2 separate regions of the Homo sapiens genome follow, and region 1 is linked to region 2. Evidence: chromatin contacts called from ENCODE Hi-C or POLR2A ChIA-PET data. All regions are on one chromosome and are shown on one strand. Each heading gives the region's core, a stretch centred on a gene start or an enhancer-like site at or near the end of the contact. The rest is flanking DNA. Distances are from core to core; before and after follow the strand shown.

Evidence for each region. A loop is a pair of places that touch in the nucleus more often than their neighbours do. ChIA-PET counts read pairs that join two places held with the same protein, here RNA polymerase II (POLR2A). Pooled maps may share reads with other maps.
Region 1: a loop to region 2 is called in a map with no recorded cell type, with 8 times the contacts of the local background. The contact joins two enhancer-like sites. A Hi-C loop is called at or near these places in 2 of 37 single-sample maps with no recorded cell type and 5 of 50 pooled maps. POLR2A ChIA-PET finds 5 or more read pairs at or near these places in 2 of 52 experiments (GM12878 and OCI-LY7).

Annotation. Positions count from the first base shown.
Region 1 is chr9:113,514,891-113,521,374 of GRCh38, forward strand. It overlaps RGS3 (regulator of G protein signaling 3), which reads left to right. Exons shown (of 23, transcript NM_001394167.1): 14 at 2,651-2,734. Among named protein-coding and RNA genes, the nearest start is that of RGS3, 54 kb to the left of the region's middle. RefSeq lists enhancers at 2,345-2,594, 2,755-2,884, 3,286-3,575, 5,292-5,341, 5,362-5,411. Within about 2 kb of position 2,386, at least 10 of the 41 ENCODE cell types and tissues checked have a DNase peak (open chromatin) inside an H3K27ac peak, as active enhancers do; they include GM12878 and OCI-LY7, where a contact is called at or near this core.
Region 2 is chr9:110,142,816-110,148,802 of GRCh38, forward strand. All of the region lies in intron 8 of PALM2AKAP2 (PALM2 and AKAP2 fusion), which reads left to right. Among named protein-coding and RNA genes, the nearest start is that of C9orf152, 62 kb to the right of the region's middle. RefSeq lists an enhancer at 5,617-5,866. Within about 2 kb of position 1,301, at least 7 of the 41 ENCODE cell types and tissues checked have a DNase peak (open chromatin) inside an H3K27ac peak, as active enhancers do; they include GM12878 and OCI-LY7, where a contact is called at or near this core.

The DNA of each region.
Region 1 (6,484 bases), core at 1,136-3,635, 3.4 Mb after region 2:
CTTCCCCCACCTCGCCTCCCCTTTCTCTGGGGAAAGGGCAGGTGCACCCCAGCTGCTTGTTGCCATGTCACAGGGACTGTTTGCCAAAGCTCCCGCTCCCTGGCTCACCCAGTGGTTTTTTATTTGAAAATAACTGAGGGAGACCCTTGGGGTCTGTGCCTTATCTGCTCTCCCTGGTCTCTGCAAACAAGTTTGGCCTGTATTCACTGGTGGCCTGCGATTCACTAGATCGCTCTTATTCTCCAACGTCAAACAAAGTGCTTGAAGAAAGATAATGAAACAAACAGCAAGCTGGGCCTGAAATCCCAGCTACTTGGGAGGCTGAGATGGAAGGATCGTTTGAGGCCAGGAGTTCGAGGTTACAATGAGCTGTGATCATAACCCTGCACTCCAGCCTCTTCTTCTTCCCCCTTTTCCTCCCCATTTATCTCTCCTTCTCTTTAAAAATAACCTTTATTGGGCCAGGTGTGGTGGCTCACGCCTGTAATCCCAGCACTTTGGGAGGCCTAGGTGGTGGATCACTTGAGGTCAGGAGTTCAAGACCAGCCTGGTCAAGATAAAAACCCCATCTCTACTAAAAATACAAAAAAATTAGCTGGGTGCGGTGGCAGGCGCCTGTAATCCCAGCTATTCGGGAGGCTGAGGCAGGAGAATCGCTTGAACCTGGGGGGTGGAGGTTGCAGTGAGCCGAGATCACACCACTGCACTCCAGCCTGGGAGACAGAGTGAGACTCTGTCTCAAAAAAAAAAGAAACAAAACAAAAACCTAAAAATCTTTATTTATTCCATCACCCAGATATGATAGTGTGAACATTTCAGCATCTTTTCTGTGTGCATATGCACATTAAAAAACAGACCTTATTCTATATTTTATATCATGTTGCCTTTTTAAAAGGAAAATTGTAGCATGAACCTTTCCCACACCACTAAATGCTCTGTGTTTTACGGTGGTTGCCCACTCTTCTTTTATATGGGTATACTGTATTTATTTAACCAGTTCTGTATTCAGATACTTCTGTCTACTCTTTTGCTATTGTAAATAACCCTGTGATGAAAATCCTTGCGCATGGATTGCCTCTCTGATTATTTTCCTTGGGAGAGATTGCTGAAAGGGAAATGACTGGGTCATGGGTCATAAACATTTTAAAGGCTCTTTACACATATTGACAAATTGCTTTGCAGGAAGATTCTAATGGTTTATCGTCTTATCAGCAGCATAGACATGACTTGGCCCCACGGGCTTCATTTCTGCCTGTGCCTCTCTGGTCTCCCTGGCATCCCAGTCTGAGCCTGTCACTGTCCAGTAGGCACACTTTGTTAGGATGCAACACATCTCTGGGAGCTCACACGCCTCCCCTTAGACAGCTCTGTCAGCAGGGCCTGGCCTTAGCCTTTCTGTGGGTCTCTTCTCTTTCTTAGCATGTGACACAAAGTTCTTGGCATCTACAATGTCTAATTTTCTTTCTTTTTCTTTTTTTTTTTTTGAGATGGAGTTTCACTCTTTTTGCCCAGGCCGGAGTGCAAGGGTGCGATCTCGGCTCACTGCAACCTCCACCTCCCAGGTTCAAGCAATTCTCCTGCCTTAGCCTCCCAAGTAGCTGGGATTACAGGTGCCCACGACCATGCCTGGCTAGTTTTTTGTATTTTTAGTAGAGACGGGGTTTTACCATGTTGGCCAGGCTGGTCTCGAACTCCTGACCTCAGGTGATCCACCCGCCTCGGCCTTCCAAAGTGCTGGGATTACAGGCATGAGCCACCACATGCGGCCTGTGTCTAATTTTCATGTTCATTTTAATATTTGTATAAGAAACTACTTCTATTTAAGAGACAGTCTCTCGCTGTGTCCCCCAGGCTGGAGTGCAGTGGTATGATCACAGCTCACTGTAACCTCAAGCTCCTGGCCTCAAATGATCCTTCCACCTCAGCCTCCCAAGTAGCTGGGATTTCAGGTCCAGCTTGCTATTTGTTTCATGATCTTTCTTTAAGCACCTTGCTTGATGTCATGTACTTAGAAGCCATATTAGAAATATACAGTCATAAGGACAAGTCCTGCTGGGTAATCCAGAGCTTAGGGAGCTTCCTCTGGGCTGGGCTGGGCAAGGTGAGGGAGTAGGGTGAGAGGTTTGGGTGATAATTGACCCTTGGGGGATTGCCTGAGAAGGAGACAGTTCAAGTGTGCTATGAGTGCAGAGCAGGGACTGGCCTGGCTTTGAAGGGACTCAAGTGACCAAATCTCTTGGCATGTGGCTCTCAGGATGCCTCTTGGTCCTGTGAGGCATGAACAGGATAGATGGGGGATGGCGGGGGCTGGGAGGGCCCAGGAGCCCAGTGCAGTGGGGGGTGAGAGCTGGGGCTGAGGACTGCAGAGGGCCTAAGCCTGTGGTTAGACTTCCTGTCAATGAGTGTAGCTCTCACGGTGAGGGTTGATGGGGAAGGTGGCAGCAACAGTTCCACAGGACAGCAGCGTCTCTCTTTCTGTTTCCATCTTATGTATGAGGGGGTGTGTGGGTTCTCGGGTCGGTGGCGGGCTGACAGTCTTCTCTGGGTCAGAGGGTTCTCTGTGGCTGGCTTTGACAAGCTGCTGCTTCCTCCCCCCGGGTCCTCACCCAGCCTCTTTTTGAACTGCCCACTCAGCCTGCTTTATTTCCAGCCTCTAGATCTCTGTAATCCTGCCCGGACCCTCCTGCTGTCAGAGGAGCTGCTGCTGTATGAAGGGAGGAACAAGGCTGCCGAGGTAAGACTTTCACCTGCATTTTTTAGGGGGCTTTCTGGGTGGGCTTCATTGGCATTCTCCAGGCCCCTCACTTTGGTCTCTTCCTGAGTATCTTAGAATTGTACATTCTCAGGGTAGGGGAGACCTGAGAAGGACCCCGCCACTCTCCCTAGCAAAGGCTACCCAGCTTTTTCTTGTACATCTCCTTTCAAAAGCTGTCGAATCCTTCTTTGATGGTTAGAAAGTTTCCCCAGCCCCTAAAGACACCCCATTGTTTATCCCACCTTCCTCTCAGGAGCAGAAGAGATGGCAATTTACCCTGGCTGTGGGGAGTGACTTTGGTGGCAGGAAGAGTAAAGCTATTAGCCAAAGTGAATTTTTAGACCAGCATCAGTTTACCTGAGTTTTCTGGGCCTGTTTTAACCCAAATCCCATGTCCTCTTCTGAGAGACGAGTCTATGATTTCGCCTGGGTTGTAGCTCTGCCTGTGGGGTGCTGACATGGGACCTGTGTCACCCTTCCTGGGAGCTGGCCTGGGATGCTTTTCTCTAATTGGGAGAACTTCATTCATCTACACAACCCCAGAGCTGGTCAGTTCAGTCTCTGAGCTTAAACTACTTGGGTACAGAAGTTGGAGCCCTGGGCTCTGCCCTGGCTACCTGGGGCCATGGGGTGAGGGTAGCAGGCTCTTTGCAGATCAGGCCCCAATGTAGAGCTGCCTTGGCTGAGTCGAGTGGCAGCTTGGGGTAGTGGAAAGATCAGGAAACTTGGAGACAGGAAGTTTGTATCGAGACCCAGGTCTGCTGCTGGCTCACATGTGATTTCTTCCTTCTTCCTCAGTCTTTCCATCTGAGCAGTAGGTATGTGTGTATTTGAGGCAGTAAGGGCAGGGTCAGAGGTTGGTCTGTAAGGACGCTTTAAACCTCAGCCTTCTGGGACACTATGTGTGACTGTGGCTGAAGCAGGAGGTTGGTTTGTTTTTTAAGTAAGCAGACTGGACTGGAACTCATCTATTCCAAATGTACATTATCTTTTTCAAGGGAGTGCCCTGGGGGACTGCATGCTCCCTTCCACCGCTCGCTGTTGCCTACTGTATTTCTGGACCTCCTCTTTTCCGAACCTCCTCTTGGGAACTTTGCAAACTTTGGGAACTTAACAATCTTTGCATATCTTCTGAATTGTCTCAGTGGGAGTAAAACTTCATCTGTTGGGAGGGATTTAAGTTTTAGGGATGAGAAGTCACTTAGAGCTATGTTTGGTGAATGAGAGTGTGGTGGACCTAAGTCTGGCATCCAAGGGTCAGAAATTGAGGTGTGGCCATAAATTCACAGACTCATAAGAAGCCAGTTAGAGATGGCAGCCACCCTGAAACATATACATAAGTCTAAATTCACTCTTCTGTTTGTCCACTTACCCTTGAATCTGCAAACATTGAGCACTTATTGTGTATCCTCATTGTGTATGCATTTTACATACTTGACCCCAATTAGCTCTTGCAGCACCCCCATGAAAGGCACGATTGTCCCCACTCTGTAGTTAAGGCAACTGAGGCTCCAGTGAGATTCACTGGGACCCAAGAGTCTCCAGGCTGGTAAGGAATGGAGCCGGGTCATTTCTGGCTCAGTGATGCTTTCCATGACCCCACACTGCTTCTGGCATGTCTGCATAAAGACAAACTAAGGAACACAAGCTGAAGCCAGAGCCTTGTGACAGTTGCAATTCGTCCAGAAAACCCTGCCTTATAGATCTCTGGAGACTTAGAACCAAGAGACCCCTCTCCCTTAGCCTTGAAGATTGAAGGAAACAATTTGAAGACAAGTAAAATAAATATTAATGTATTCCTTTTTGTTGAAGTATGATGGCAACCAAACATGTAGATCTGGGCATCCTGTCATATTACTCACACCAAAAAAAAAAAAAAAAAAAAATTCAAAGGGATTTGGATAAATTCATGAAATCTCAGCATTGGTTAGGCTTTCAGGAGTCATCCATGCTAATTGCTTCCTTGTAACTTTCCAGTTAAATGGTTTTCTGATTGGTGCTTGAATCTTCTAGGGCAGCCCATTAGAGCAGTGGTTTTTTTTTTTACTGGGAAGGGCTAAATTGTAGAGCATTCTCCCTTACACTCAACAGAAATCTTTATTTGTGGAATGTTCCTCCTTGGTTCTTTGTCCCATCACTTCTCTGGGCATGCTCAAGTTTGCTAACATCTGTGAGCTGATCCAGTCCCGCACCGTGAACTACCCTCATCACAGCCCCTTCCAGAAGTAATAGACTTGATTAATGTGCCCTGAGGTCTATGGCCCTGTGCGAGGTTCTGGGAATACCATGAAGCACAAGACAGACACACCCTCCCTTTACACACTGACTCATGGAGTTTACCATTAACTAAGGCACCAAAGTCTTTTTGGTAAACTCTGCTCTTAGGTCAGATTCCCAAGAAGAAGCTTAGTTAGGGCCACTTGGGAGAAGCCACCCTCCAAGTGGTAAGGACCCCCTTACCAAGTGATCCCTCAACTCTGACCCTTTGGAAAATCAGATGTGTCCTTGGAGCAAGTGTGGGGAAGACACTGGGTGACCCCCGTGGCCTGTGGAAGGCGACAGGTGATTGGGCCATGGAGATGGGCATCACTCTCCCATGGGCTGCCGTGGCCCCTGCTGGTGCTGGTGAGATGGGGGAGTCCACATGCCCTCCCCGGCACGCTTGCCCCTCTGCTCTGCCTCCAGCTGTGTGCCAGCTCTGGCCTTTCCCTGACCCAACCTTTGGGAAATTTTTCATTTATGCCTTAATCACTTCCTGTCTAGACCATATTCTCAGCCCTGGGAATCTGAGCCAGAGTGGTGGCCTGGGCCTTTTCTCACCTTGCTCATGGTTCTTCCCCAGTTGCTGGTGGCTCCTCCTACTTGCCCTACTTCCACCCCTCTCTGGGCCTGGGCTGTTTTTTTTTTTTTTTTTTTTTTAAACTTTCTAGGCTCCTGACAGATTGTCGGCTCCAGCCCTTCCCCTGCCAGCCTCCCTCTGGGTCTGGAGGTGACTACCAGATTTCCCTTGAGTCAGCGACACGTTTTGTGGGACCCTGAGGGTTTGCTTTGTGTTTCTGGCTAGTTTAGAGCCTTCTTTCCATTGCTCGGACTTTGAAGTCTTCTCAGACAACCAATTCCTTGACTCCTTCTGAGCTCTTGAGTCATTTTCTTCACCTCATCTCTTAACATTATTATTATCATTATTATTATTAATTATTATTTTTGCCTCATTTGCTCCACCTCTTTGGTCTCTGGATTCTTTCACATTCAGGAACTGCACAGCTGTAAGCACATTGGTATCTCTCTGTATAGTGATAGCTTTAGGTCAGCTATACCTGGGTAATGGTCCCTGGCTGTGTGGCCATGGACAGGTCACTTAACCTGTCTGAGCTCTAGGGTCCTCATCTGTAAATGAGGGCAGTGGTGTTATTTATAAGTGAGGATCCACTGAGCAGAAAGGAAGCGTTCAACACTTGAAGACTTCTCTTGGGCTGCACTGAGACAGGGCTGTGGTGGGAAGGGTTAGGGTCACTACCAAGATGCCTTATAGCCCAGGGTTCTGGAGTCCTCATGTTTGGGCCCCATTGGAGAAGCCAAAGCCCCTGAGAGCTCCTTCAAGGACGTCTCCCTGTTGTCTCTGCAGCCCAGATTTCCTCAAGCCTCTGTATTTGTGCTACACTCAAGAAGCCAAGCCATATTTTGATATATATTCTATATTTTTAAATTACAAAAGTAACAGTGATTGCA
Region 2 (5,987 bases), core at 51-2,550:
CTATCAATCATGTTAAGGGTTGTAGACTTTAGAGTTTACCCTATGGTCAGTGAGAAGCCAGTGAGAGTTTTTAAAGGAGTAATTATCTGAACACAACCCCAAGCTGTCCTGCCTTCACTGTGAGTTGATGGACTAAATGTCTTCCTATTGTAATGCATCCATTTCATAGGCTTGGATTGAGCTCTTCCTGCTTATGAGCACTTCCGAAGGCAGGCGCCATCTTGGTGAACACCCTGTATGTTATGTGAGGGGCCATGCTCCCAATAGTGTGTGCATGTGTGCCCTCTGCTGATGGCACTTAGAATTAGAGACTAAAAGGAAGAAGGCCAGGGGTGGTGGTGCATGCCTGTAATCCCAGCACTTTTGGAGGTGGAGGCAAGAGGATTGCTTAAGTTTGAGACAAGCCTGGGCAACATAGCAAGTCCCCATCTCTTAAAAAAAAAAAAAAAAAGAAAAATTACCTGAGTGTGGTGACACATGCCTGTTGTCCCAGCTACTTGGGAAGCTGAGGCAAGAAGTTTGCTTGAGCCCAGGTGTTCAAGGCTGCAGTGAGCTGTGATCGAACCATTGTACTCCAGGCTGGGCAGCAAAGTGCCAAAAAAAAAAAAAAAAAAAAAGGAGAGAGAGAGAATAAAGGAAGCACCTTTGCAGGTACATGAGCCTGATTTGAAGGGGTAACTCACACAGTGCTGTAAAACACCCTTGAGGAAAGAATTAGGGGGTGGGATATCCAAACATTGTATTGAAGTTGCAGTTCAAGACCTTTTCAAATGTCTTTTCATATTGGGGTTGCCAACAGTTCTCACTTTAGTATCTGTGTCTATTATTAGATATCCTGGTTTCACTTCCAAGTTCTAAGTATGCCAGAGAAACCCAGTTAGGTGATGATTTGTTTGGTTTTTTGAGAGTTTCTGTTTTCATGCCAGATGTTGAATTTATTTACCAAGTCAGATCATTCACCCCGTGAGACCTACATTATGGAGAGTGGCAAAAGAGAAGGTGTAGTTTGCTATTAAGTTCCATAACTTGGGGTATCTGTTCATGTCTTCTAATTTGTGGAAAGATGTGATAGTTATAAATGTTACTTTTGTAAGCTGTACAGGAAGTGTTGACTTCTGCTGCTGTCTGTTTAGATAAGATTAGACATGAGGTGATCATTACATTATTATAAAGATTCTTAACTGGGTCTCTGTTCTTTCCCCTTCATTATCTGCAAATATCACAAAGGAAAGTCTTAGGAAAAATATGTTTGCGACTGTCCACACATTCTTCATGAAGCAGAGCTTGGTGGAGTGTGCCATGCTAAATTAGAGCCACATGAGGCACAGTTTCATTTGAGGTGCCCTCATTGCTCCATGGGGGAAGTCCCTGTGTCAGCATCTGACAGAAGGATTGATGATGAGAGAGCTCTCCATCAGTAGTACACAGTGCCTCTCTTTCCTGCAAGGCAGGCACCAACTGTGCAGCTTGTAGGAGCCCTTCTGGCTGTGTGAAGCTAGCTAAAGCTTATTGTGGAGTGTCCACAGATGGTTATTGTCCACCACCATATTTCTAGAACATTCTCTGGTTACAAAAGTCTAATCATGGTAGTTACAATTTATCAAGGCCTTAAAGCTGCATATAATACTAGTTATTTCACACTTGTCATTTCTTATTTTCTCACTGAATCCTCCCAACAGCCCTCTAAGATACAAATTACCTCAACTCTTGAGGCCGGATATATTTCTAGATTCAGACTTTTTCTGATTTTAGAGAATTTATAAAGTATATACTATTATTTAGAAAAGTAATACAATGAACATACTATTATTTAACACAACTGGCAGGTTCTGGGTCAACACCCTGTGATCAAATTAAATTTCTACTCTAAAACTTGAGAAGAAGAATTAGTTACATTAAGTGGGTAAAGACTAGGAGACCTTCATGTCAGCTCATGTCAGGTTTTGCTGCCAAATAAGTTATGAAAAATCTTTCTTTTCAGAGTTTTTTGGATTTGGGAATTATATATGAAGAGTTGTGGACCTGTAATAATATTCTTTTTCAAAGAATTACTACTAGAGCCCAGAGAGATTAAGTTGCCCAAGGTCACTCAGCTTGAAAATGGGAGAGCCTGGTTTCAAACTCAGGCTCTCATTTGTCTCCAAAATCCATCTTCTTTCCCCTACCTTCTCCTTCCCATTTGTTGAGCCTGCTCTATGAGGTATACAGTAATAGCTTCTCTCTCCAACCTGTAGCTCAGGTTCCCTCTACCCTTTCCCAATCTTATGCCCAACCCCTGCATTTTCCTGGGTCCTTCTTGATCCTCCTTTTAGGAGCCACTGTGGCTCTGCAATCCTTCTTTTGCGGTGGCCTGGGTGTATAAATTTGACTCTCAGGGGCCATGAAACAGTGCTTCCCTAGTGACCCAGGATGATTCCTTTCTGCTTTCAGAACTCAATTCCAATGCCCCAAATTACAGTAGGCAAAAGCACTCGGGCTGTCCAAAGATCTGAGCGGATAGCCAAGGGACTAACTTAGTCCACATCAGCCATCTAGCCTAGCTGCTCTTGTGAGTTCTTTTTGAAAGTTATTTCCCAGGAAGAAGCTCTGCCATTTACTCCAGAAACAGGTTCATTCCTTGAAAACTTCGAAAGAACTGGGTACTCAAGCAAGGAAGAAATTTTTAAATTTGAGGATGAGCAGGGATAAGTGTTCATTATTCTGTTAACTAAACATGAACATTTTTGGTGTACTAGGGTCAAAGTCAACTAAGTTAGTTGACTGGTGATCATTGAGCACCATGACTACGTACTGTTCTCCTTGCCTTTTAAAAATTGATCTTTCTGCCTTGGCCCAGACTTCCCTGTGTTCTCTTTATCTAAATCCAGCAAGTATGTTTTCTTGAAAAATGCATGCCATTTGGAAAGGAATTGGTAAGAAAAGACTATGTTGAAGCTATGTTTGGCAAGGGGTGAAGGTGTGCAATGAAATCAGGACTTTTCAAAGTATAGAATTCCACATTCTCTTTAGATATTACCCTTAAAGGCTTGGAAAAGACAACTGCCATGGTTAAACCTGCCTGTCAGCCTCACTCTTCTTTTTTTTTTTTTTTTTTTTTTTTTGAGATGGAGTCTCGTTCTGTCGCCCAGTCTGGAGTGCAGTGGCGCTATCTCGGCTCACTGCAAGCTCTGCCTCCCAGGTTCACGCCATTCTCCTGCCTCAGCCTCCCGAGTAGCTGGGACTACAGGTGCCCACCACCGCGTCCAGCTAATTTTTTGTATTTTTAGTAGAGATGGGGTTTCACCGTGTTAGCCAGGATGGTCTCAATCTCCTGACCTTGTTATCCACCTGCCTCGGCCTCCCAAAGTGCTGGGATTTGGGATTACAGGCGTGAGCCACCGCGTGCAGCCCAGCCTCACTCTTGAGATCCTATGGGCCCAGAAGTCTTTATTCTGTGACAAGCCTGCAGTTACAGCTTCTGGGCAGCAGAACTTTGGAAAAAGCAGAACGTTCCCCACCAGCTGAATTCCCTGGTACAAGCAGGTTCTGCTGTTCCTGCTGATTGTGCTGGGTCTTCAGATAGATCCGTGTGTCTGGGTTGGCTCCTGCTGGTGCTGGGCCACCATGTGATGTCCTCATTGCCTACTTCTGCATGGCCTCTCCATGCTGCAAGTTAGTTAGGGGAGCATCTTATGAGGAATCAGACTCAGCCATGCACAAAAACAGATGCATAGTTTTCAGGTGACAGAGAGGAGGTGAATCAAAGAACCTAATTCTTGCAAGTTCCTTGGTAAGAAATAGGAACTAATCAAAACCAGGCTTGGGAGCAGGATGTCCTCTGTGACTGCTGGGGTTCAGGGCAGAATATGACTGTGTCTTTTACCAGCCATAGTTACTTGCTGTGTACTTCCCTAAGGAGACTGGCATTTCAGATCTATTTGATCTTTGTGTGCTACATACTTATGGGGTGGAAGGCTAGGAGGTGAGGTGGGGCAGGGAGAGAGTGTATGGGGCAGACAATTAGAGCACCAAAGAATATATGTGTAGTTCTTGTAACGAGATTTTCTTTCTCATGGCCTTGAAGGTAAACTTAAAAGGGTTCCCAAAATGTGTGTGTATCTAACTCACAAGTATTACCAGTCTCTCTTTTATTTCCCATTACTCAAGTATAAATCTATGTGCGAGGTGGCTCATGCCTGTAATCCCAGCACTTTGGGAGGCTGAGGTCAGCAGATCACTTGAGGTCAGGAGTTCGAGACCAGCCTGGTCAACACAGTGAAACCCCATGTCTACCAAAAATATAAAAATGAGCCAGGCGTGGTGTCACATGCCTGTAATCCCAGCTACTCGGGAGGCTGAGGCAGGAGAATCGCCTGAACCTGGGAGGCGGAGGTTGTAGTGAGCTACAATCCCTACTGCACTCCAACCTGGGCAACAAAGCAAGACTCTGTCTCAAAAAAAAAAAAAAAAAAATTATGTGTGATGGTCAGGGAGAATATATGCTAAAATATGACAGTCACTTCTCTGGATTCATATCTCAAGCTTCATTCCTGACTACCACTTGCTAGCTTTGTGACCAACTTACTTCACCTCTGTAAACCTCAGTAAAATAGGAATAAAGTTATACCAACCTCATAAAAATGTTGAGACAGGGCCTGGTACATAAAAAGCTCCCAGTAAGAGTTATTATTGTTGTTGTCATTACAACATTACAACATTACAGTTGCTCTTTTGTTTTAAGAAAAAGCTTAGAGGCTGATCGCTTGAGACCAGAAGTTCAAGACCAACCTGGGCAATATAGTGAGACCCTGTTTCTACGGGGGGAAAAAATAGCTGAATTTAGTGGTGTGTACCTTTAGTCCTAGCTACTCAGGAGGCGAGGTGGGAGGATTGCTTGAGCTTGAGTTCAACGCTGCTGTGAGCTATGGTCATGCCGCTGAACTCCAGTCTGAGTGACAAAGCAAGACCCTGTCTCTAAAAAGAAAGAAAAGGCCAGAAAGCCTTAGTAGAATTATTTGTGAGTTGCTCTTTTGCAGCAGTTGTGAGCCTGAAATAAATAACCGAACACACATGATAAAATTGCTTTCTATTCCTAGCTGGGATTTTTTTCAGTTACTTCCTTAGAATTAACATTTCTCTTAGAAACTTGAGGTCAGGAATAATGAGTTTTCAGTAGTCCACTATGATTCGAAAAACTAAAGAGTAAAAAGTCCATCATTAAATGTACTGAGTGAATAAAATTACATGTATTACCATAAAAATGTTTTCCTTCTGGGGGGAGGTAATCTTCACACAGCCAAGCCCACCATGCTAGTAGAAATGTATTTGAAGAGAGGATCTTGGTGGAGAATTACTATTCACCATAATTTTCATTCTTACTGTTTTAATTAACTTTTTTCCTTTTTGGCCTTAAACTCTGCTTGCCCTGTAAGAGCAGAGTTCTTTCTTTCCTTCTAGAGTTTTCATCATCTTCCAGTTGTGTTCATAGGTATAAACCCAATATCAGCAACTCATCCAACAACTTGACTTACCTTTAAGCAATAATATTTGACAGTTTCTCAGACTTGTTTGCCAAGCAGTGGTATTTCTCATTTCTGAGCTAAGTTTATAATCTGAAGATTCATATCATCACATTCTCCCACCCCTGGGGCCTTCAAAGGAGGAGATGAAAGAAGAAGGGACCAGCTCTTGGTGTGCGGGTCACAGCTGGAACCGCACAAGTCCGTGCACTCTGGGGCTGACAAGCAGGATGTTCCCTTGTACTGAGAGGAAACGAAATTGAAAATGCAAGTCTGAGCTCATTTCTTTCTGGTGACTTGTGGGTCGCTTCAGATGTTTGCAACCTTATCCCAATGCTGTGTGAAGAAAGGAGGTCATTGAAGGAGGCCCTGGCTTAGGCATGTCCTCTGGTGAGTGATTTTGTTCGGTTCAGTTTGGTTTTTAAATACGAGTGGGTGAAGGCTTTTTCTTTTATTTTGAGAAATGTGGAAACAAAGGCTCTTTGATTT